Linked DNA regions of Homo sapiens: region 1 is linked to region 2. A link is an interaction called in ENCODE POLR2A ChIA-PET data of the cell type or tissue named here. Cell type or tissue: OCI-LY7. All regions are shown on one strand. Each heading gives the region's core, and the rest is flanking DNA. Links, peaks and the distances in the headings are about the cores only. Region 1 has its middle 8.6 kb from the start of LINC01430. Region 2 holds the start of PKIG (cAMP-dependent protein kinase inhibitor gamma).

The links. Peaks named below come from ENCODE experiments on the same cell type or tissue, not always from the same donor. Only the 100,000 strongest peaks of a DNase experiment are listed, where the experiment ranks them.
Region 1: POLR2A ChIA-PET joins it to region 2 with 24 read pairs; 3 of 35 experiments call an interaction of 5 or more read pairs at or near these places.

The regions. Positions count from the first base shown.
Region 1 is chr20:44,436,261-44,447,741 of GRCh38, reverse strand. No RefSeq gene overlaps it. Among named protein-coding and RNA genes, the nearest start is that of LINC01430, 8.6 kb to the left of the region's middle. In OCI-LY7, for the core only: no CTCF peak of the experiment used is centred there; no DNase peak of the experiment used is centred there.
Region 2 is chr20:44,581,047-44,592,527 of GRCh38, reverse strand. PKIG (cAMP-dependent protein kinase inhibitor gamma) reads right to left here and starts at 9,949. Exons shown (of 4, transcript NM_001281445.2): 1 at 9,797-9,949; 2 at 2,662-2,731. In OCI-LY7, for the core only: CTCF peaks have their summits at 6,548 and 8,051; DNase peaks (open chromatin) are centred at 4,717, 6,017, 6,757, 7,297 and 1 weaker place; H3K4me3 peaks cover 4,358 bases; H3K27ac peaks cover 4,895 bases.

The DNA of each region.
Region 1 (11,481 bases), core at 2,695-7,694, 140 kb after region 2:
TACTGAATCCCTAGCACCCAGCACTGTGCCTGGCAGAGAAGAGTTGTTCAGCCAAGATATATGTTGATAAATGAATCATAAGATGTTAGAATCACAAGCTTTTAGAGCCATGGACTTGGTGAAACAGAAGCCTAAAGTCTCAGAATTATATAATCCTAGACTTAGCATTAATTATACACAGAAACTGAGAATCTCCGAATCTTAGGATCTCAAGGTTGAAAGAATTCTTATATAGGCATCTTGTCCAAGGACTATCAGTGGATTAGGAAAATTTTAATTGTGCCCTTCTATATTATTTAATGTATATTTTTACATTTATTTATATAAAAACTATAATACATTTGTCTTTCAAACATTTATTTTATTTTAATAAAAGTTTAGTTGGCGCCTATTGAGTGAGAATGCACTCACCGCAGCGGCCCCAAACATTTATTTTTATAATGTGTCCTTCTATATTTATTAAGCACTTATTTATTAACCAATATTAATTAGCCTATTTATTCTGTGACCAGACACTGTGCTAGGCAACTATGTGAGTCATCTATGTCTGCATAACTAATTACTAATTACCTTAATTTTAAAACAACAAACATGTATTATATCATAGTTTCTGTGTGGTAGGACTTCAGAAATGGCTTGGCTGGATGGTTCTGGCTTAGATCTCTCATGAGGTTGTAGTCAAAATACCAGCTGGGACAGTGATCCCCTGAAAGCTTGACTGGGGCTTGAGAATCCACTTTCAATTTGGCTCACTTGCATGGCTGGCAGTTGGCAGGAGGCCTCAATTCCTCCCATGTGGACCTTGCCATAGGATTGCTTGAGTGTCCTTACAGCATGGCTGCTGGCATCCCCAGAGCAAGGGATTCAAGGTGGCAAGATGAAATCCACAATGCCTCTTATCATCTAGCCTCAAAAGTCACACTCCATCTTTTTCACAATATCCTAGTGATTACACAGACAACGCTACTCAGTTTGGGAGGGGAGTAAATAATGGTGGGAATACCAGGAAATGGGGATCACTGGGGGACATCTTGGAGGCTGGCTACCACAGCAGCATTGAATGAGACTAGAGTCTCTGCTCTTATGGAGTTAACAGTCTAGAGAGGGAAGGATAGAGGAAGACAATCAAACAAGACAATTAGTTAGAGCTGGAGTAAGCAAACTACATTCATAGGCCAAATCCAGCCTACTGCCTACTTTTGTAAATAAAGTTCATTGAACTCAGCCACACCCATTCACTTACATATTGCTTATGGCTGTTTTACGCTGTAAGAGCAGACTTAAGTAGTTGCAGCAGGGACTGTATATCCTGCAAAGCCTCGTGTATTTAGCCAAGTGATCAGGGAAGGCCTCTCCAAGAGGCAACGTTTGAGTAGGGACCTGAATGTTTAGAAGGAAGTGGCCATGAGAAGAGCTGAGGACAGAATGTTCCAGATAAAGGGAACATTAGGGTAAAGGCTGTGAAATGGGAACAGCTTTAGTGTGTTGAGGAACAGGGAGGAGCCCAAGGGGGCTGGAATGGAGTGACCATGGGGAGATGATCTCATAGGCGTGATCAGGAACCAGGTTCTGTAGGACCTTGGGGCCCTGGTGAAGAATTTAAAATTGTTCCAAGAATGATGGGAAGCCATTGGAGGGTTTTAAGCAGAGAGAGGTAGGATCTGATGGGGATGGTAGAGATGCCTGGTGTAGTTTGGCCCCATTCTTTGAGCAAGATGGTGCCTCTACTGGCCCCCTAGAGTGCAGCTGTCCCGGAACCTGTTAGTGTTGACAAGAGTCAGGTGAAGACCTTTGGCATCATCCCACAATTACATGTTCAGGTCTTACCAATCCTTCTGATCTGGAAGTCCTTTCTTTTGACTCACTCTGAGTCCCTTGCTGTCCCTTGCCAGCCTGCCTCTTCTGGATCTAAGAAATCTGTGAAGTTGGAAAGAACACTGCATTTTGAGCCCTGGGTTCCAGACCGTGCCCTTCCCTGACTTGCCTGCAACAGTCCAGCAGCCTCTCTGTGTCTCAGTTTCCTTGTCTGTAAAATGAAGGGAGAGTCCAGTCTGCCTGGCCCAAGACCAGGTGATTAAATGTCCTAGGAAGAGCATGAAGGGCGTGTGGCAGCATGGGTTGGGATGGACTTGGCCAGACTGGGGTTGCTGAGGTGAGCAGTGGGAAGTAGGGGTGGTTGGTACATTGGGAAGAAGGCTTCCGGCTAACCCTCCTCAGCTAGAGTTTTTTGGTTTTTTTTTCTTGAGATGGAGTCTTGCTCTGTCTCCCAGGCTGTAGTGCAGTGGCGTGATCTTGGCTCACTGCAACCTCTGCCTTAGCCTCCGGTTCAAGTGATCCTCCTGCCTTAGCCTCCGGAGTAGCTGGGATTACAGGTGCCCACCACCCCATGCCTGGGTAATTTTTACATTTTTAGTAGAGACAGGGTATCATCATGTTGGCCAGGCTGGTCTTGAACTCCTGACCTCAGGTGATTTGCTCACCTCGGCCTCCCAGAATGCTGGGATTACAGGTGTGAGCCACCATGCTGGCCTGAGTTTTGAACAATAGGAGAACTTACTGCCTCCCAGAGGCCCTTGGGATGGCAGAGTTGGAGTTGTCTGGCTGGGACCAAGACCTTTGAGGGAGGAAGAGCCAGGGGGCTAATCCACATCCAAGTCATCCTCAGGTGTCAGGAAGAGCACAGTATCTGTTGTCAGAGAGAGCCCTGGCACCATCACTGATTTGCCCTGTGGCCTCTGTGTCCTCAGTTTTCTCATCTGTGAAATGAGATAACCTGACTGGAGATGCTTCTGCTGTAAGCAGCACTAGCATTTTATGTACCACTTAGAAAAGACACTGCCAATTAATTGTGACAATGCCTCCTTATCACTTAGAATTTTTATTTTCTATTTATTAAAAGGCTCTTTGAGACTTAGACATAGTTTTTAAAATTATATATTGGCAGGGCACTGCAGCTTACACCTGTAAAACTCCCAGCACTTTTGGAGACCGAGGCGGGAGGAGGTCAGGAGTTTGAGACCAGCCTGGCCAACATGGTGAAAACCCATCTCTACTGAAAATACAAAACTTAGCCGGGTGTGGTGGCGGGCACCTTTTATCCCAGCTACTCGGGAGGCTGAGGCAGGAGAATCGCTGGAACCTGGGAGGTGGAGGCTGCAGTGAGCCAAGATCTTGCCACTGCACTCCAGCCTGGGCGACAGAGTGGAACTCCATCTAAAAAAAAAAAATTGCCAGGCATGGTGGCTCATACCTGTAATTCCAGCACTTTGGGAGGCCGAGGTGGGCAGATCACTTCAGGTCAAGAGTTCGAGACCAGCCTGGTCAACATGGTGAAACCCCATCTTCATTAAAAATACAAAAATTAGCCAGGTGTGGTGGTGCGCGCTTGTAGTTCCAGCTACTCGGGAGGCTGAGGCAGAAGAATTGCTTGAACCGGGAAGGTGGAGGTTGCAGTGAGCTGAGATCACACTATTACACTCCAGCCTGGGCGACAGGGCAAGATTCTGTCTCAAGAAAATAAAAAATCATATATCACCCTTGTGCACACATAAAAAGGAAAATCTGGGTAAGATAGATTAGGTAAGGAGTTTCAAAATCTCACAGTCAGCATCCAGCCCACTGAGGTCACTTTTCTGCCCAGAATCTTCATTGTCCATATTTTTCCATGCAATATCAACTTCCATCCCATTAATGCTTTGTTCCTACAGCATTTCTTCTTTTTTTTTTTTCTTTTTTTTTTTTTGAGACGGAGTCTCACTCTGTTTCCCAGGCTGGAGTGCAGTGGTGGGATCTCGGCTCACTGCAAGCTCTGCCTCCGGGGTTCACACCATTCTCCTGCCTCAGCCTCCCGAGTAGCTGGGACTACAGGCGCCTGCCACCATGCTCGGATAATTTTTTGTATTTTTAGTAGAGATGAGGTTTCACCGTGTTAGCCAGGATGGTCTCAATCTCCTGACCTCGTGATCCACCCGCCTTGGCCTCCCAAAGTACTGGGATTACAGGCGTGAGCCACCATACCCGGCCCATGCAGCATTTCTTGAAAAAACACTCCACTATTGTCTCCTGGATTTCCTCCCAACCCACTTCCTCCTATTCTGCAGGTTTTGCCCCAGGTGCTTTCTTGATCTTATCAGAAGGTGTTAATGGAAGGTTTTGGGAAACAAGCAGGACTCTGGTCCCTTCCTCAAATGGTCCTTAAGTCATTTTTGATGAAATACAAAGGGGGTGCAGTTGTCCAGTTAGGCCACTGGAAATAATGACCAGAACCAACTAGGTCAGGGCTACCACCTGATCAAACCCTTAGCAATTGTGGGACGCCATTGATTTAAAGACGCATCCTGATTTCAGAGATACCATAATGTGAAAAAGGGCATGTCATAGAATGTTTAAAAACATTGCAATAAGGCTAGACGCAGTGGCTCACACCTGCAGTCCCAGCACTTTGCAAGCTGAAGTGGGGGGACAAGTTGAACCCAGGAGTTTGAGATCAGCCTGGGCAACATAGTGAGACCCTAAGTCTCCAAAAAATTTAAAAATTTGCCAAGCATGGTGGCATGTGTCTGTTGTCTCAGCTACTTAGGAGGGTGAGGCAGGAGGATCACTTGAGCCCAGGGGATCGAGGTTGCCATGGGCCATGATTGAGCCACTGCACCCCAACCTGGGTGACAAAGCAAGATCTGTCTCAAAAAGAAAAAAACTCACAGGGTTTTATGTGAGGATGAAATGAGGTAAATGAATGATGGTCCCTGACCACAGGCCCCAGAATGCTCGGCTCAGCACGGCCGCTCCCTTGGCATTGCTCAACTCTCCCCTGACTCCTCTCAGCCCAGGCTATTGCCCTCCCTTGCAGGGCCAGCTCAAGTTTATAACGACAATCGCTGCCCCTTGCAGACGTGATCTCAAAGCCATAAAGGCTTTTACAGTTTCACTCTCCCCCCTAGATAAGCCTGGGGAGCCCTTCCCAAGGCCGGGGAGCAATCTCAGAGCCACAGGGGGAGGGGCTGGGCGTTGCACAAGTTGGGAAATGGAACAAGTTTTATGGCCCCAACTTCGCTAAAAATATCACGTTCTCAGATCCTTGGCTGGAATCTGCTAGTGAAACCTCAGCACCTGCAGTGATATTCACTCATTCATTCTTCCACTCATTTGATACAAAGGGAAGAGTGTGCAGGACACACCAGCATGGATATTCTCACTTCACCACTATTATGCTGTGTGTGGACCCAGGGCAAACCACTTTCCTCTCATCCGTATAGCAGGGCTAGTCCATTTCACCTCCCCAACAATCTCAGTAAGGTGAGTGGGTAAGACCAGTATGTCAGCACACTTAGCACCTAGTAGGTCTGCAACAAATTTGCTTGAATCCCTTTCGTTCACCAACTATATTCATCTTTTTTGTTTTTATTTTTTACAACAGGGTCTCACTCTGTTTCCCAGGCTGGAGTGCAGTGACACAATTACGGTCACGGTCACTGCAGCCTCGAACTCCTGGATTCAAGCAATCTTCCTGCCTCAGCCTCCCAAGTAGCTGGGGCTACAGGCACACACCACCACGCCTGGTTAAGTTTTTTTATATTTGCAGAGATCGGGGGGTCTCACTAAGTTGCCCTGGTGGGTCTTGAACTCCTAGGGACCTGAGGATTGCTCCAAGCAATCCTCCCACCTCAGCCTTCCAAAGTGCTGGGATTACGGGCGTGAGCCACCATGCCCGGCCTCTATTCACCTCACTTGTTCTTTGCAGCTTTCCCTTTCCCTCTCTCCAACCTCCATGGTGGTGCAACCTAGAGTGAAGTCCTCACCTATTTTCTGTTTCCTCTCTTCACTCTTCAATGAGCCCAAGCAACTATTGGCTTTTCATTTCTTTCATTTGTTAAATTAAGGTATAATTTTCTTTCTTTTTTTTTTTGAGATGGAGTCTCACTCCTGTTGCACAGGCTGAAGTGTAGTGGTGCCATCTCGGCTTACTGCAACCTCTCCACCTCCCGGGTTCAAGCGATTCTCCTTCCTCAGCTTCCCGAATAGCTGGGATTACAGGTGTGCGCCACCATGCCCAGCTAATTTTTGTATTTTTAGTAGAGATGGGCTTTTGCCATATTGGCTAGGCTGGTCTCAAACTCCTGACCTCAGGTGATCCGCCTGCCTTGGCCTCCCAAAGTGCTAGGATTACAGGCGTGTGCCACCGCACCTGGCCAAATTAAGGTATAATTTCCATAGACTAAGATTTGCCCTTTTTAGTGTATGCTTTTGCACGTTTTGGCACATGTATGCAGTCATGTCACCACCATCACAATCAAGATTTTCTCAGAGCATTCCCATCACTCCAAACCCCCTCCCCTGTGTCCCTTGGTATTCAAACCCCTACCCCAGCCCTTGCCCCTGGCAGCCACATACCTGTGTCTATGGTTTTGCCTTCTCCAGAACATCACAGAGATGGAATCATATAGTATGTAGTCTTCTGAGCCTGGCTTCTTTCACCTAGTGTTATGAGTTTGAGTTCCATGGTTTTCTTTTTTTTCTTTTTTGAGACTAAGTCTCCCTCTGTCGCCTAGCCTGGAGTGCGGTGGCTCGATCTTAGCTCACTGCAACCTCCGCCTCCAGGGTTCAAGCAATTCTTCTGCTTCAGCCTCCTGAGTAGCTGGGATTACAGGCATGTGCCACCACACCCAGCTTATTTTTGTGTTTTTAATAGAGATGGGGTTTCACCATGTTGGCCAGGCTGGTCTTGACCTCTTGACCTCAAATGATCCACCCCCTCCTCCGCCTCCCGAAGTGCTAGGAATAGAGCCACCACGACTGGGCCCATGTTGTTTGTATCAGTAGTTCTCTTCTTTTTATTGCTGAGCAATCTTCCTATTGACTTTTTTTTCTTCAATAGAGACAGGGTCTTGCTCTATCATCTAGGCTAAAGTGCAGTGGTTTGATCATGGCTCACTGCAACCTCAAACTTTTGGGCTTAAACAATTCTCCTGCCTCAGCCTCCAGAGGAGCTGGGACTACAGGCATGTGCCAGCACACCTACCTTTTTTTTTTTTTTTAATTTTTTGTAGAGACGGGGGTTTTGCTGTGTTGCCGATGCTGGTCTCGAACTCCTGGCCTCAAGGGATTCTCCCTTTTTCGCCTCCCAAAGCTCTGGGATTACAGGAGTGAGCACCATGCTCAGCCCAGTTGATTATTAAACTTCTCATCTATGCTTATGACTTAGACTCTTTATCTCTAGCCCCAACTTTTCCCCAAGCTCTAGACTCATATATCCAACAAGTCCCTGGATGTTTAATTGGGATCTCAAACAGCACATCCAAAACCAAGCTCTTATTTTCTAACCCAAATTTGCAGCTCCTCCAGTCTTCCTCTGTCAACAGACAGCACCACCTGGCCACAGTTACTTTCCTTCACATACCTTAGTAAGTTCTTGGCTGTTCTACTTCCAGAACACTCCACTCTGACCGCCTCTCACCACCACCACCTGTATTCATTTTCTATTGCTGCATAACAAATTGCCACAAATGCAGATGCTTAAAACACTGCCCATTTGTCAGCTGGGCACAGTGGCTCACGCCTGTAATCCCAGCACTTTGGGAGTCCGAGGTGGGCAGATTACCTGAGGTCAAGAGTTCGAGACCAGCCTGGCCAACACGGTGAAACCCCATCTCCATTAAAAATACAAAATTAGCTGGGCGTGGTGGTGCATGCCTGTAATCCCAGCTACTTGGGAGGCTGAGGCAGGAGAATCACTTGAACCTGGGAGGTGGAGGTTGCAGTGAACCAAGATCACATCATTGCACTCCAGCCTGGGCAAAAAGAGCGAAACTCTGTTTCCAAAGAAAAGAAAAGAAAACGCTGCCCATTTGTGATCTCACAGGTCTATAGTCCAGCAGTCCAGATGTGGTGTGATTGGGTCTCCTGCTCGGGTTCTTAAACGACTGGGCTGTGTACCTACCTGAGGGCTCTAGGAAAGGATCCAAGCTCATTCATGTTGTTGCCTGCATTCAGTTCCTCATGGTCGTTGGACTGTCACCCTGTCACCATTTTCTTGCTGGTTGTCAGCCAGGGGTCTCTCAGTTTCTAGAGGCCACTTGCATCCCTTGCCAAGTGGCCCCCTTGTCTTCAAAGCCAGCAACAGAGACTCTCCCTTATGTGGAATCACATTTCTAATTTCTCACGTTTCTAATTCTCATGTTTCTAATTTCATAGAAAGAGTTCAGCTCCCTTTATGGCCTCACCTGATTAGGCCAGGCCCACCAAAGAATATCTCTCTATCAAAAAGTCAGCTGGTTTGGGACTTAAATTACATCTGCAAAATCTCTTCACAGGAACACCTAGATTCATGTCTAATTGGATAACTGAAAGAAGGTGTGTATGCACCAAAGGCAGGCGTCTTGGGGGGCATTTAAAAAATTCTGCCCACTCCACAACCCTAGTCCATGCTGCCATCATCTTTCACCTGGACCACTGCCCAGGCCACCTGTGGGCGTCTCTGCTTCCACTGTTTTTCCACATAGTCCATTATCTATACAGCAGAGAGTGGCCTTTTAAGAACATCAAGCAGATCATATCACTTCTCTATTCAAAAATGAAGAGCTTCCTACTATACCAACAAGAAAATCCAGAATCTTTCTCGTGGCCTAGAAGGCTACCTCTGGTCTCACCCCTGCCTACCTCTCAGACTCAGAAAAATGTTCAACAGATAGACACTCACTAAATATTTGTTGAATGAACGAATGAATGAATGAATGAATGAAAGTCTCTTGGATTGGTGCTTTTCTCTACTCCACTGCCACCATCTTGTTGTAGACATCACTACCTCTCACCTGATCCAGTGCACTTGTGTCTTCATTGGTCTCCCAGCTTACAGTTGCACCTCTTCGTCTGCCACAAAGCAGCCAGGGTGTTGTTTTAAAGATACAGATCTGGCCAGGTGCAGTGGCTCACACCTGTAATTCCAACACTTTGTGAGGCCGAGGCGGGTGGACTGCTTGAGCTCAGGAGTTCAAGACAAGCCTGGACAGCATGGCAAGACCCCGTCTCTACTAAAAATACAAAAAAATAGTTGTTGGTGCCTGTGGTCCCAGCTATTCAGGAAGCTGAGGTAGGAGGATCACTTGAGCCCAGGGGGCAGAGGTTGCAGTGGGCTGTGATTGCGCCACTGCACTCCAGCCTGGGTGACAGAGGGAGACCCTGTCTCAAAAAAAAAAAAATATATATATATACACACACACATATATGTATAAATATATATATATACATATGTATAAGTATATAAACATACATACACACATATGTATATAAGTATGTTTACATACGCACATATGTATATATGTATGTAAACATACATACATATATAATATATATAATACATAAACATATATAAATATATAATATATAAACATATATAATATATAAATATATAATATATAAACATATATAATATATAAATATATAATATATAAACATATATAATATATAAATATATAATATATAAACATAATATATAAATATATAATATATAAACATATAATATATAAATATATAATATATAAACATATAATATATAAATATATAATATATAAACATATAATATATAAATATATAATATATAAACATATAATATATAAATATATAATATATAAACATATAATATATAAATATATAATATATAAACATATAATATATAAACATATATAATATATAAACATATAATATATAAACATATATAATATATAAACATATAATATATAAACATATATAATATATCAAATATATAATATACAAATATATAATATATAAATATATATAAATATATAATATATAAATATATAAAATATACATAAAATATATAATATATAAATATATAAAAATATATATAAAATATATAATATATAGATATATAAAAATATATATAAAATATATAATATAAAATATATATAATATAAAAATATATAATATAAAATATATAAATATATAATATATAATATATATAAATATATGTATCTTTATATACATATATACAGATCTGCCTACAACCTTCACTGCTCTCAAACCTCCAGTGGGCCGGGCGTGGCGGCTCATGCCTGTAATCCTAGCATATTGGGAGGCCAAGGCGGGTGGATCACTTGAGGTCAGGGGTTGGAAACCAGCCTGGCCAACATGGCGAAACCCCATCTCTACTAAAAATACAAAAATTATCTGGGTGTGGTTGCATGCTCCTGTAATCTCAGCTACTTGGGAGGCTGAGGCAGGAGACTTGCTAGAACCTGGGAGATAGAGATTGCAGCGAGCCAAGATCGCGCCATTGCACTCCAGCCTGGGTGACAGAGCGAGAACCCCTCTCAAAAAACAAACAGAAACCTCTAGTGGCTTCCTTTTCCCCGGAAGAAATTCCATACTCCTCTGTCCAGTATTTGAGGTCCCCACCACTTGTGTGCGGGCCAGCTGTCCTAGTGAGTGAGCTTCCAGAAGTGGATGAGGGCTTCCAGTGGAACTGGGGGAAGTTTTAGAAACATACTGGAAGGTATTAAGTGATATTGTCCCCAAAGTCTGTCCTTTACAGGCCTTTTCTGAAAGCTTTAAGGAGAAAGTCTCCATTGGGTACGTGTATGCCCGTAACATCTCTGTAATATTTGTCAGTTTTCCTTTTTAATACGAAAACAAGAGCAGAGCTTTCCCTGGGGCGATTCCACCTGGCTGCAGCTGAAAAACATTGTTTTCTTTTCACTAATTTTGCAGTCACCTCTTATTTACGGCAAATGATGCTGGTTTCCTATTTATGTCAGTGACCTGAAGTTTAAGGGGAATCATGTTGAACTGATTTAATGAAAAATAAGTAATGGAAGTTACAGCGGTCCTTGGGCATGGAGAGGTCAAGGTGGCCTGTGCACGAAGGTTGGAAAATGCCAGCCCTCGTCTTGCCCCCATGCACAGAGTTCCCGCTGCCTCCTCCCACTTGCTGCTCAGTCCTCAGCCTCGAGCGCACTTCTGTCTTGCCTCATTATTGCCTCTGAATCGTCCCTCAAAGCATACACCACTCCCTGAGTGCAGTCGCCTCTCCCTCCCTACCACCTCACCAGCTGTCACGTTCACCCCTTTGGCTCTTAACTGCTTCTAATTTTCGCCTGTCCATATGAAAACTGAAAGCTCTGGGAGGGAGGCGCCTCACGCTATTGCTTCTCCATAATCCCAGGGTTCCCGGCACAGGGCTCTGCCCATCAACATTTGTCATGAGATGAGCTTTCCACCATTCACACTACTTCTGTGCCCACCACGCAGTGATGGAGTCACCAGTGTCTTCCTCGAGGCCTCATATTGGCCCCTGGAGTCAGACAATGAGCATCAGATCAGCGGCCACACCAGGTATGGATTGGTGACCAGCTGTGTGTGGACCTTGGGCAAGTCCCTTCCTCTCTCCTCCTGAGCCTGTTTCCTCTTTGTTGTTGTTGTTGTTGTGGCAGGGTCTCAAGCTTTTGCCCACGCTGGAGTGCAGTGGCA
Region 2 (11,481 bases), core at 3,136-8,135:
AGTTTGCCCATAGGGTGGGAAGGCAGCTGCCCTGTTTAATGCACCTGGGGAAAAGGACTGATTGAGAGAAGTGCTAAATGGGCATGTTGGCCCCAGGATTCAGTTCTGGACCACGTTTTGGTTATCTGAGGGCTCTGTACAGGATTTTCAAGGTTTGTAAGAGAACAGCTGTCCCTTGATTCCTCTGTGTCCTCTGCACTGTCTGAAAGGTCTGAAGGAGCACCAGCAGAATGGCAGATGCTACCCACAGAAGTCAGAGAGCACGAACTCCAGACTCCGGCCCTTCTCCTTCTTCCCAATTGTGTCACTACCAGCAAGCAGTTCCACCTCTTTGAGTCTCGGTTTCCTCATCTATCAAATGGAGATAATATATATGTACTTCATAAGATCAAACTAAATGAGGCTGAGAAGGATGTAAGTGCTTATCACATCTGGCACATGGCTTAAATAATAGTTCTAGCAGCTCTGCCCAAGCACTCTTTTGTCTGTGGGTGGTGCCAAGCACACACCTGGCCTTCGGTCAGTGTTTGCTCCCTCCCCTCTGTAGACCGGTCCTTCTTGGCTGCAGGGAGAGGGAGCTGTGAGACTGATCCTGAGGCTAGGGCTTCTTCACTGCTCTCATCCCAGGCGATAAGCTGCAGCGACAGGATGCACTTAATGTGCGCTTGAGGATTTCAACAAATCCTTACATGGCAAACGAAACAGAGAGATTTCTCTGGAAGCCCTAGCTGGGCATGTAAAATATCCATGATATTTTAAGATATCATGATGATATCTCATGAGATGAGAGAAAAGAAGAGTAATACTTATTATCTTCATTTAATAGATAAGGAAGCTGAAGCTCATAGGTGTGAAGTGACTTGTCCAAGGCAACCTGTACACTCTGCTTTACACTGGGTGCCCCCACCCACCCACCCAGCACCACTTCCTCTTTTCTCCCCAAGGAGTCTATCTTATCTCAGACTTCGGGCTCTGTCCTTTGCCTTCTTGAAGTTCCAAGGGAAGGAGGAGCACAGGCGCTAAGAAGAGAGGTGATGAGAGTGGGCCAGGCAGAGTGCGGAACTCTCTCAGTCCCTTAGAACTCTCTCAGTCCCTTACCCAAACTGAAGCTAGACAGTCTCCTTCCTAAGCCTGACTCACAACTCTCCCCTGCTTAAAGCCCTCCAGCGACTTTCCATTCAGAGCCATCAGGATAAAGTTCAGATTCATTCATGGACACCTCCAGACTCAACTCCAGCCAGGGAACCCCCTCTGCACTGTGTTTGGCCCATGGAATTTCCATGGAGTGCTGCACCCCCCAAGCCTCCAGGCCTTCGCTGTGCTGCTCCGCAAGCCCCCAGCCTGTCCCCGCCCACTCTTCTCCAAGTCATCTCCTGCATACCTTTCAAGCCGCAGCACCCTCTGCCCACTAGCCCTCTGGACCTACCGCAGACTACTGCTACTAGTCTACTGTCAGCCAGACCCACAAGCTTCCTGAGGGCAAGGACTGTGCCACTTTTGCTTTGTTATCTGGTGTCCAATTTATAGAAGATGCTCCATAAATACCTGCTAAATTAATGTAAAAATGAAAAAAACTTTTCCTGGCTGAGGCAGGAGTCTAAACTGAGCTGCACCAGACACAGCTGCAATGTGCCCCCTACAGTGCTGAAGAGAGAGAAAATCACAAGACCTTCTCTCTCCCATGCAGCTTTCAGTCCTCACACCATCCTTAGCTTATGGACAGATGCACAGTGGATTCGGCAAGCTCTTCAGAGCGATGCGCTCATCCCCAGGCTCTTTAGCCTCTTTGTGAAAATTCCAGCTATGGAGAAGGTCCAGGTGGGTGTAGGCCAATCTAGAATAGCCTTCAATTCTGATACCTTAACAACCACATCCATGGATGCTGATGGATGCCTGGTGGGTGAAAAGATCTCTGTGGACCCAGTACTTCCAACTTGACAATTCAAAGAAATTCACCAGATTTGTTGATAAATACTGCTGCTTTAGGTAAAAAGTCGATTATTATGTTACCCTGAGTTTAAAATTATTAACTTATGCCAGAAACATTTAGATATCATAAACTATGGACACTGGACCCAAGGTGGCCATACTGCCAGGTGGGCCACTTGTGCTCTTTGAATGGCAATTTGTTCTCAGCTGGAGGGACTGCATCTTCATCCCTTCTCACCAGACTACTGGGCCGAACCCATTTCTTTGGGTTGGGTTTTGCTGGCTTTTGCTCCTCTATTACAGCATTAAAATGAAAATTCCCATAATGTGCCCTGGTCTTTGTGAAAACAGCTTTACAGCAAACACTTGGTGGAGAGGAAAGCTGGCACCAGGCCCAATGTTGCTAATAACTCCTGTGTATGATTCCACCTGCTTAAGCTTAAGTACATGGCCGGGAAACCCATCCCCTCTTAAGCCACCAAAGGTAAATTTTCTTTCTGATGCTATTAAAAAAAAAACGCCTGAAAACAGAATCTTGACTGTGAAATTGTAGCATGCTGTTATGTATATAACTTCTGAAAAGAGCCATCCTGCCTTTTCTTCATAAGGTCAAAATCTCCCACTAATTTAGTTTGGAACTTACGTATTTTCTTCCTTCAACCAGAAATAAAGATATTCAGGCAAAAACGTGTGCTGCTCTGGCAGTAGAGTATGAACAGTGCCACTACCTACCTGGTTTAATTTCTTTTTCCTGCTTGCATCTCTTCAGATTTTCCACTGTTGACTAATCAGTACGGGAATTCTAAGGAACCAGAAGAAAAACAAAAATTAGAGCCAGACATACTCTGGGATTATAAATTGAAACAATCTTTTGGGAAGACAAGTTGACAATATCTATTAACTTGTTAAATGTGCATACATATCCTTTGGGGTCAAATTCCTAGACACGTCACATTCCTGAAATGTCCAGGAATTTATACTACAGATATATTTACCTAAGTAAAAAGATACTCAGTGAAATACTGTATAGTAGCAAAACCAAGGGGCGAAAACAACTTAAATGTCTATTAATAGAAAAATAGTTAAATTATGGTGTATCAATATCATGAGAAACTATACAGCAACTTCAAAGAATGAAGGAGATTTCATTGTACTGATGTGGAAAAAAGTACATGCTTGATTGTTAAAAAGCATATTGTAAAATTGCATATATTATCATTTTTTAATTAAAAAAAGAACTTTACATTTTCTTTTTAATTTTAAGAGACCAGGTCTCACTCTGTCCCCAGGCTGGAGTGTACTGGTGCAATCATAGCTCAATGTAGCCTCAAACTCCTGGCCTCAAGCAATCATCCACTCTCAGCCACCTGACTAGTTGAGATTACAGGTGTGAACTACTGTGTCCTGCTCAAATGTGAACATGATTATTTATGTTTAGAAAAAAAAAAAGTACAGCATTTGTGTACGTGCACATTTTTAAAAAGTATACATACTTTACACTTTAAACAATTTTCAGTATATATAGAAAAGGGCAAACTGTAACCAATGGTTCCCCCTGGGAAACTTCTCTCTTTTGAAAAAAATTATTCTCTTTTGAGAAATTGTGAGAAAAGAAATGAAAGACTTTCACTTTGTACATTATCTATTTCTGTTTTGATTGAAAACTTTTAAAGAGGCATGTATAACTTTCACATTCATTACACATGCTATGCAAAAAATTCTATATCTAGCTAACATATCAAGTGTGAGGGCAAAAGATATTTTCAAACAAAGACTGGGCAAGTTTACCATTCACAGACCCCAAGAATATTCTCCAATAGAAAGGAAACTGAATACAGAAAATAAGTGAGATTTTTAGAATCAATAATGAGCAAAGGAAGGAATAATCCAGCACCCTTCTTTACTCCCTCTCCCTCCTTTACTCTTGGTATAAGTGACTCCATTTCTTTTTTTTTTTTTGAAAGTCTCACTCTGTCACCCAGGCTGGAGTGCAATGGCACAATCTCAGCTCACTGCAACCTCTGCCTCCCAAGTTTAAGCAATTCTTCCGCCTCAGCCTCCCAAGTAGCTGGGACTGCAGGTGCGTGCCACCGCGCCCGGCTAATTTTTGTATTTTTTTAGTACAGACGGGGTTTCACCATGTTGGCCAGGCTGATCTTGAAATACTGACCTCAGGTGATCCACTCGCCTTGGCCTCCCAAAGTGTTGGGATTACAGGCATGAGCCACCGCGCCCAGCCCTCTTCTCAGTTTGAATACCACCTTTTCAAGGAAGACCCCAGCCACACTCTCCTCTTTCACTCCCCCTGCTTATTGACTTCTTAACGCCACCATTTGTGCTTGTAAACTTCATGCAGGTAAAGGCCATGCCTGTTATATTTAACATCATCCACCTATCACCTTGCCCAGTGCCTGGCGGATATTAGGTTCTCAACAAATATTGGCTAAATACATGAAAAATTTATTGAAGGCTCAGCTCAAATGCTACTGCTCCTCCAATCTCTTAGGCTTTCTACAGGACTCTGTCCCCATCTTGGGGCACATTTTCACAATGTGTTCATGTTATCTGAGTCTTTTTTTCCTATCCGGCCATGAGCAACCTCAAAGTCTTATTTACCTCGACATTCCCCACCGCACCTTGCATAATGCCTAACACATAAAGGGTTCTTAGCAGTAGATGAATCTACACACACGTCCAGGAAAGTATAAATGATGGCCGCAGGCTCTAACCAATTGCAGATAGTAGTGATTGGAGCCCACAACACAAGCACCTTTGAGATATGCAAACAAACATGAGACTTTGCCCAGGGAGAAATTAAAATTAGAGCTAAACTTGAAATACAGCGGTATGTGGGTGGGGGGATTGGGAGACAGGCCCTTATTCAAAAACAGAGAAGTGAAATCACTGAGTGATGATTTATTTTAAGTGTGTTTTTCTGTACTATCTAGCTTTTCTTCCCTTGAACATATTCTAATTTTGCAATCAGAAAAAAAAAATCCACAATAAATGTTATAAAAACAAACCAACGGAAAATCAGTGGTGATTTTAGACTACAAAAGTCACCCGTCCCTCTGTTTCCTTACTACAACTTTGGACTTCAGATTCAGGGCCCTCTCAGGTGGGGCCCATACATTTTGTAAGGAAGTGTTCTTTCCACCCCTCTGAAGCCACGGGGGATAGGAAGGTGCCAGAAATGAGTGCTTCAGCAGGGGCAGCTCTCAGTTGCTCCCTAATGCAAATGCTGGCAAAGCTCCCAGAGCCAGGAATTGTAGGGAGAGAGCAGAAGGAATCAACCCAGCGCAAGATCAGGACCTCCACAATATGCTGATCCAGTGTCTGGTGTTTTGTAGCACTTGTGCATATTTCTTTTGCAGTACTTTTCACGTGCCATTAAAATTATTCACTCCTCTGTCTATCTTCCCTTGTTGCACAGAGAATTCCACAAGACCAGAGGCAGTGTCTTTACCCTGGTCCTCTAGTTCAGTGCTTAGTACTAACAGGTCCTCAATGTACATTTATGGAATGTTAAAGACTACACTGATAAAGTACTAAAACAGTAACTGACCTAGGTTCCTGGGACATAGTAAGAATACACCAAATACTTTCTTCGGTGCCATGAAGGGCCATTATTCAGTTCTGAAGAGTCAAGCTAAAGCCTGTAATTTCTTGAAACATTAAAGAGACTTCTTTTTGGAAATGCAGCTTCCTCCAGTAAGAGCGGATACATTATGTGTTCTAATCTGCAATTCATAATCAGTCAGCATAGGAGCCCACGGCAACTTCCAAAGAAACCACTCTTTGAAGGAGCAGTACTCCAAGTTTTCCTAAGACATTTCTGAAGGATTTCCAGGAGGTAGTGAGCTCAGCCTAGGGTCATGATTAATAACCTGTTTCCCAGAACTTTAGATTTTCCACCTCAGTCTCCACTTAGGAATTGCTTCTGGCCCCTCGTGAAAGCATTTGGCAGAGTTAATTGGGCCAGTTCAGCTTCTTGTCTGTCACAGCCAGCACCTGTTACCAGCTTCTTCCTTAAGTGGCTGGGCTAGGGTCCTCTGGTCCCAAGAGAATAGCACCCACTTCTGCTTTTGGCCTCAGCACTGGCTGGCTGATTTGAGGTTCAGCATCACTTGACTGGGTGACAGGAAATAATGCTGAGGCTTGGTTTGAAGAGCCAACATGGCAGCTCCAGGGTTCATCACAGGGGTTTCAAAATGATGAGTTCAAAGATAACTTCTGGTTCCTCATGCAAATGCCATCCTATGTCTGAGGGGGCAGATGCCTGTGTACATTGGCTGACATTCTCTTTCTGGAAATTGAGAGCAGCTAATCCTAAGCATGTATTTTTGTACTAACTAAGTGCTTTATGAGCCCTATCTCATTTCATCCGCATGGCACCCCTTTGAGGTCAGTATGACTGTGACCCCCCACTTGACAGAAAGAGAAGTAGGTTCTATAAAGTGAGGTGATCAGTCCAGGATCTCCCAGCTAGGAGGCGGTGAAAGCAGAGCTCTTACCTGCTATCCCCTTCCAATTTCTCACTGAACTCGAGAGCTCTCACCTGCTGTCCCTTTCCAATTTCTCACTGAACTCAAGAGCTCTCACCTGCTATCTCTTTCCAATTTGTCACTGAACTCTAGAGCTCTTACCTGCTATTCCTTTCCAATTTCTCACTGAACTCGAGAGCTCTTACCTGCTACCCCTTTCCAATTTCTCACTGCCCTCTAGATTGTCTAAATCGAAAGAAACGGTAGACACCAACCAGATGCAGGGCTGCAAATTCCCACAGGGGCCAGGGGCCAGGCAGGAGACTAGAGGGCACAGGGGAATGCGCAAATGGTAATGAACTGGAGAACACACCTGCCTAAAGGCATTCAAATTAAAAACAAAACACCACTCTGACTTCTGACTAGAGTTCACTTGTCATCATTTAACAGATGGAGCAACTGAGATCCAGGGAGGTGATATGAAAAAGGCACTGCAGTATGGTGAAATATTCAAGGGCTTCGGGGACAACCAGTTCTCATTGGGAACTCAAGCTCTAGCCCCTGCCAGCTGTGAGACTCTGGGCAATCCACTGCACCTCTCTGTGCCTTTCTTAGGTGTAAAATGGAGATGATCTCTGCCTCACATCATTGCTGTGAAGATTAAGAGAAGTCAGCATATGCAAGATGCCCAGCCCTGTGTGTGACATTTATTTCAGGAAGATACCAAAGCCAAATGAGATCTCTGGACACATCTTTTCCACAACCTACCTCCACTCCCAAGATGCCCTAAACTCACTGCCGGGAGTGACTGAGGTGGGAGAGATCAGCAAACACACACTGATAACAGGAGCAACTTTGACACACAAAACAAGAACTGAAAGCCACCCTCATCTGGTACATGAAGGCCTACCTAGTTGAGGAGTGTGAGGCATTCCACATTTCCACTCTCCACTTCCTGGCAGGGACCACAAAGTCTAGGTACCTTCCTTCCAGAACATCACCTCCTCACCACCACCTTAGGAAAAAGGATGCCTTTTTTGATTACCCCAAATCTCAAGATCCCAGCGGGGCTGGGATGAAGCAGAGGATGCCCTGGCCTTCCCACTGCCCATGCCCATGGGTGGGTCCATGGCAGCAACAGTCCACCTTCATGGGATGAAATGCTGGGGAAGACTGCAGCTTTAGAAGTGCCAAGAGACCCCATCTCTACTAAAAATACAAAAATTAGCTGGGCGTGGTGGCAGGCGCCTGTAATCCCAGCTATTCGAGGGGCTGAGGCAGGAGAATCCCTTGAACAAAAACGGGAGGTGGAAGCTGCAGTGAGCCAAGACTGCACCATTGCACTCCAGCCTGGGAGACAGAGTGAGACTCCGTCTCAAAAAAAAAAAAAAAGAAGTGCCAAGGGCCTTTGAGAACCCTCTTATTAACTAGGACCTTAATTCAAACAAATAGTTTCTAAATACCACAACTTCCTGAGGATTAGGGTCTCTGATGCCCTTAAAGAAAACAAAACAAACAAACAAAAACAAAACAAAACAAAGCAAAAACCTTAATTTGTCAAGACCCGGCACCTTGGAAACTCAAAATTCAAGATCTGACGTCTTTTGCTTTTTTTTTTTTTTTTTTGCACTCTGGCTGTGGCTATCCTTCCCTTGTGGCAGGAGAGGGTGGCTCTATGTTAAATGATGAAAGAGGGGCAAATAGAGGGATTTTCCCCCTTCTTCTCCCTCTTTCTTGCCAAATGAGGAACTAGGATGGCGGGCTTTAAGTTTAAATTAAGTTGTGTCTCCTTTGTACCTATGTGCCAGGCTTTCTACTAGGCAGTGGGGCATAGTGATGGGCTAGACAGACACGCAGAGAAGGTGCAGATGGTCTAGTGGAGACATGGGGAATTGAAGTTATGCCAGTAATTATGTAAATACAGTTTAGTTCAGGATAATATGAAAACATATAAGTAGATGGTTGTCCTCAGTCAATGGGGTTAGGGAATAATACTGACCATCTAGTGCTCTGTAAAGGGTTGAGCATAACATAGGGCCTAGTGCTTAAGAGATACTCAATAATGCCAATTCCTTCTTTCCTCTCTCCCCAAGTGTATGTGCTAGTGTATGCGTGTGCACATACAGTTACCACTGAGACTTTTTCTTTCTCTTTCTTCAAGAACACCTAATCTGAAAAAGACCCATAAAAACTCAGAAGTAACTTAATGTTGCCTGTTTTATGTCTTCTTTTAACTGTCCTACAGGCACCCGTTTTTAGCTACTCTGGGAAACTGAAAACCTAGGGTCCTTTGCTCCTAAAGCCATAAGGGCCCAATACAAAGGGAAAAGAAATATGGACAGTTCATTTCATACTGAATTTGGAAATACAGAGATCATCTAGTTTTGTCCCCTCATTAGGTACAAATAAAGAAACAAGACCCAGAGAGTGTGAAACACTTGCCCAAGGTGACAGTTTCCTTGGGTGACCCTTCTAATATATGGTAGCTTTTTGTTGAAGCTGAAATCTTCCCGTTAGCTGTAACTTTTCAAATATACTTAACCTGCTAAGAGGGGACACCTCCCCTGTTAGCACACTGCAAGCCATCTCAAGCCACCTAGGAATCCTCCTCAGTTCAGGGACCCACCAAGTAAGGGACCTGGGTACAGCAAGGGCCCCCTCTTTCCCTCTCTACAGAGTAGCTTGCTTAGTTTCAAACCCTGAAAACAGATACCAACAAATAAAATGCCTAAAGGCTTACATGTCCTGTTTATATTCCAGGCATAAACAGCAAATTTTTAAAAGGAAGCAATAAAAAGATCGCAAACCCAAGGTTAAAGATTTCCAACCCCTTTCCATCTTGGAGTTTTCCACACAGCTGCTGCAGCACTGGGTTTATATGTGGTAAATTCATGGAGTCTGACCATATCTGTAACTGAAATTTAACACAACAACCATGTTCCTGAGGGGGAAGATAATAGGGAATTTTCACTACTTTCGGAGACTTTTCTTTCTAGAATGTTTAAAAATTATTATACCACCTTTGTAATCAGAAAAAAAGAAAGGGTTTTACAAACACGAATTTCTTAGGGAAGATTTATTTCTTCACCTATATTTGGAGCAAGGAGCTGCTTTTAAAGCTCTGAATACTCTGTCAAAGTTCTTTGAGTAAAAATGAAACAGCATCTGAATGGAGCCCATTTGTGAGACTGGAGGCTCCGACTAGCCTTAGGCAGTTTCAGACAAGGCCATAATTTTCAGAGCAAGCTCACATATATCATTATATAAAAATAGACATTTTGTGGCCAACAGGCTGGAAAGCAAGCTCTCCAGAGAGCTCTGCCTCCAAGCTCTGCTTCTCCCTGGGGGTGTTGGGCAGGGGAGGAGAGTAAAGTTCTACTTACAAGACCAAAGTTTCCTCAAAATCCAGTGGTCCTCAGTCAGAAGCGGAGGCAGAATTTAAGAAACCAGGATTCAAGGTTAGCAGTCCAGACCTGTGGTGCGGGCAGGATTCTCACTTTACCCTCCTCTCTGTCTCTTCCCCGTGTCTCCTAAATGAAAAGCACTTTGAGGTTTTAGTGGGTGTTTCCCATGTCTCGGGCCAAGTAAGTCCCCATTTGTTGTAATCCAATGCTCAGCCTGATGATGTCAACCACACAACTCACTCACTCAGTTTCCACCTCTCTGTCCACAGGAGAGATCCATTTCCTTTGGACAATGAGCCAGGGGGCTGTAACTGCATCCCAGGCCACCACGCTTGCCTAATATCCTTCCTTCAATTTTCAACCCTGCAGCTTTAGTGACAAAAGGCTTCCTATCCACTCACTGAGCCAGGGTTCCTGGGTAAATTCCTTTGCTTCTTAGTGGGTTGTCTGCTTTCCTGTGTGTTTAATTCCTTTCTTTGGTATATAATATACTAGTTAGGGTGGAGATCTTCACCCCACCCCACACCCATCTCTTTCTTCCTGCCCAATTTTCCAAGTTGTTTCATTTCTCCCAGGTCTCCTAGGTACATGCTGGGCACAGTACATGAGTTTGTCCTTCATGTAGGGGAGGTGATGTGTGCCCCCGGGGAAGGCTTGGAAACAGCACTGGTGTGTCCCCTGGGAAACTGGGTTCCAGTCTTGGTCAGGCCTTCAACTGAATGAATGACCTCAAGCAAGTCACATCCCTCTCTGGACCTCAGTTTCCCTATCAACAAAATGCTGGCTTTGGTGCTTTCCACTTCTGAGATTCAATGAGTAAAAATCAGTGACTGGGGAACTTATAAACAAATGCATTATAGAGCATTTTACTACAAGCTACCCAACTACATGCTTGAGGGAAGGAAGAACCCTGGAGAAGTCAGAGGCCACTGCCCAAGATGCCAGGCTCAGCTGGGCACCTTTAACCCCCTTTATGAAGGAGATGAACAGATTCTCTGGGAGTAAAACCAAAAGAATTCACTGAACAAGTCCTTAGGGACATGAAAAGCAGCAGCATAAACTACAAGATAAGACAAACAAGTAACAGGCTATAAGTGTCCTTAGGGACCAACATGGAACAGCAGTGGTTACGAGAGATCATTTCTTGCATTTGGAGAGTGCTTGATGGTAAAGACAAAGAACATCTCTCTACTTTCGTGTACAATGGGGAGCGAGTGACATGCATAGTGGTTAGGAACATCATTTGGGAGCCACAGATGTGGATCTGAGTCCTGTCTGACTTAATTTCTCTGAACTTCAGTTTTTTTAACTGTCAAGTGGGATACTAGTGCCTCTGTTTTAGGATTGTGAGAATTAAAAAACACATGTAAGGAAACTGAAAGTATTTGGTACATACTAAGTATTGAATAAATGTTTGCTCTCGTTGTACATAATCTCATTTGATTCTCATAACATCCTTAGGAGAATCAGATAAGTGCTATGAGGCTACATTATTAATCTCTCCTTCCTGGATAAGAAGACATATACAGAGAAGTTAGGTGACATGCCCAAGGTCACACAGCTCAAAACGAAAGGGACAGAATTAGAAATGAAGCCTCAACTCCTAACTAGGTCAGCACACATGCCACACACATGCCAATGCCAATGCCATTTCTCAAAGTGGT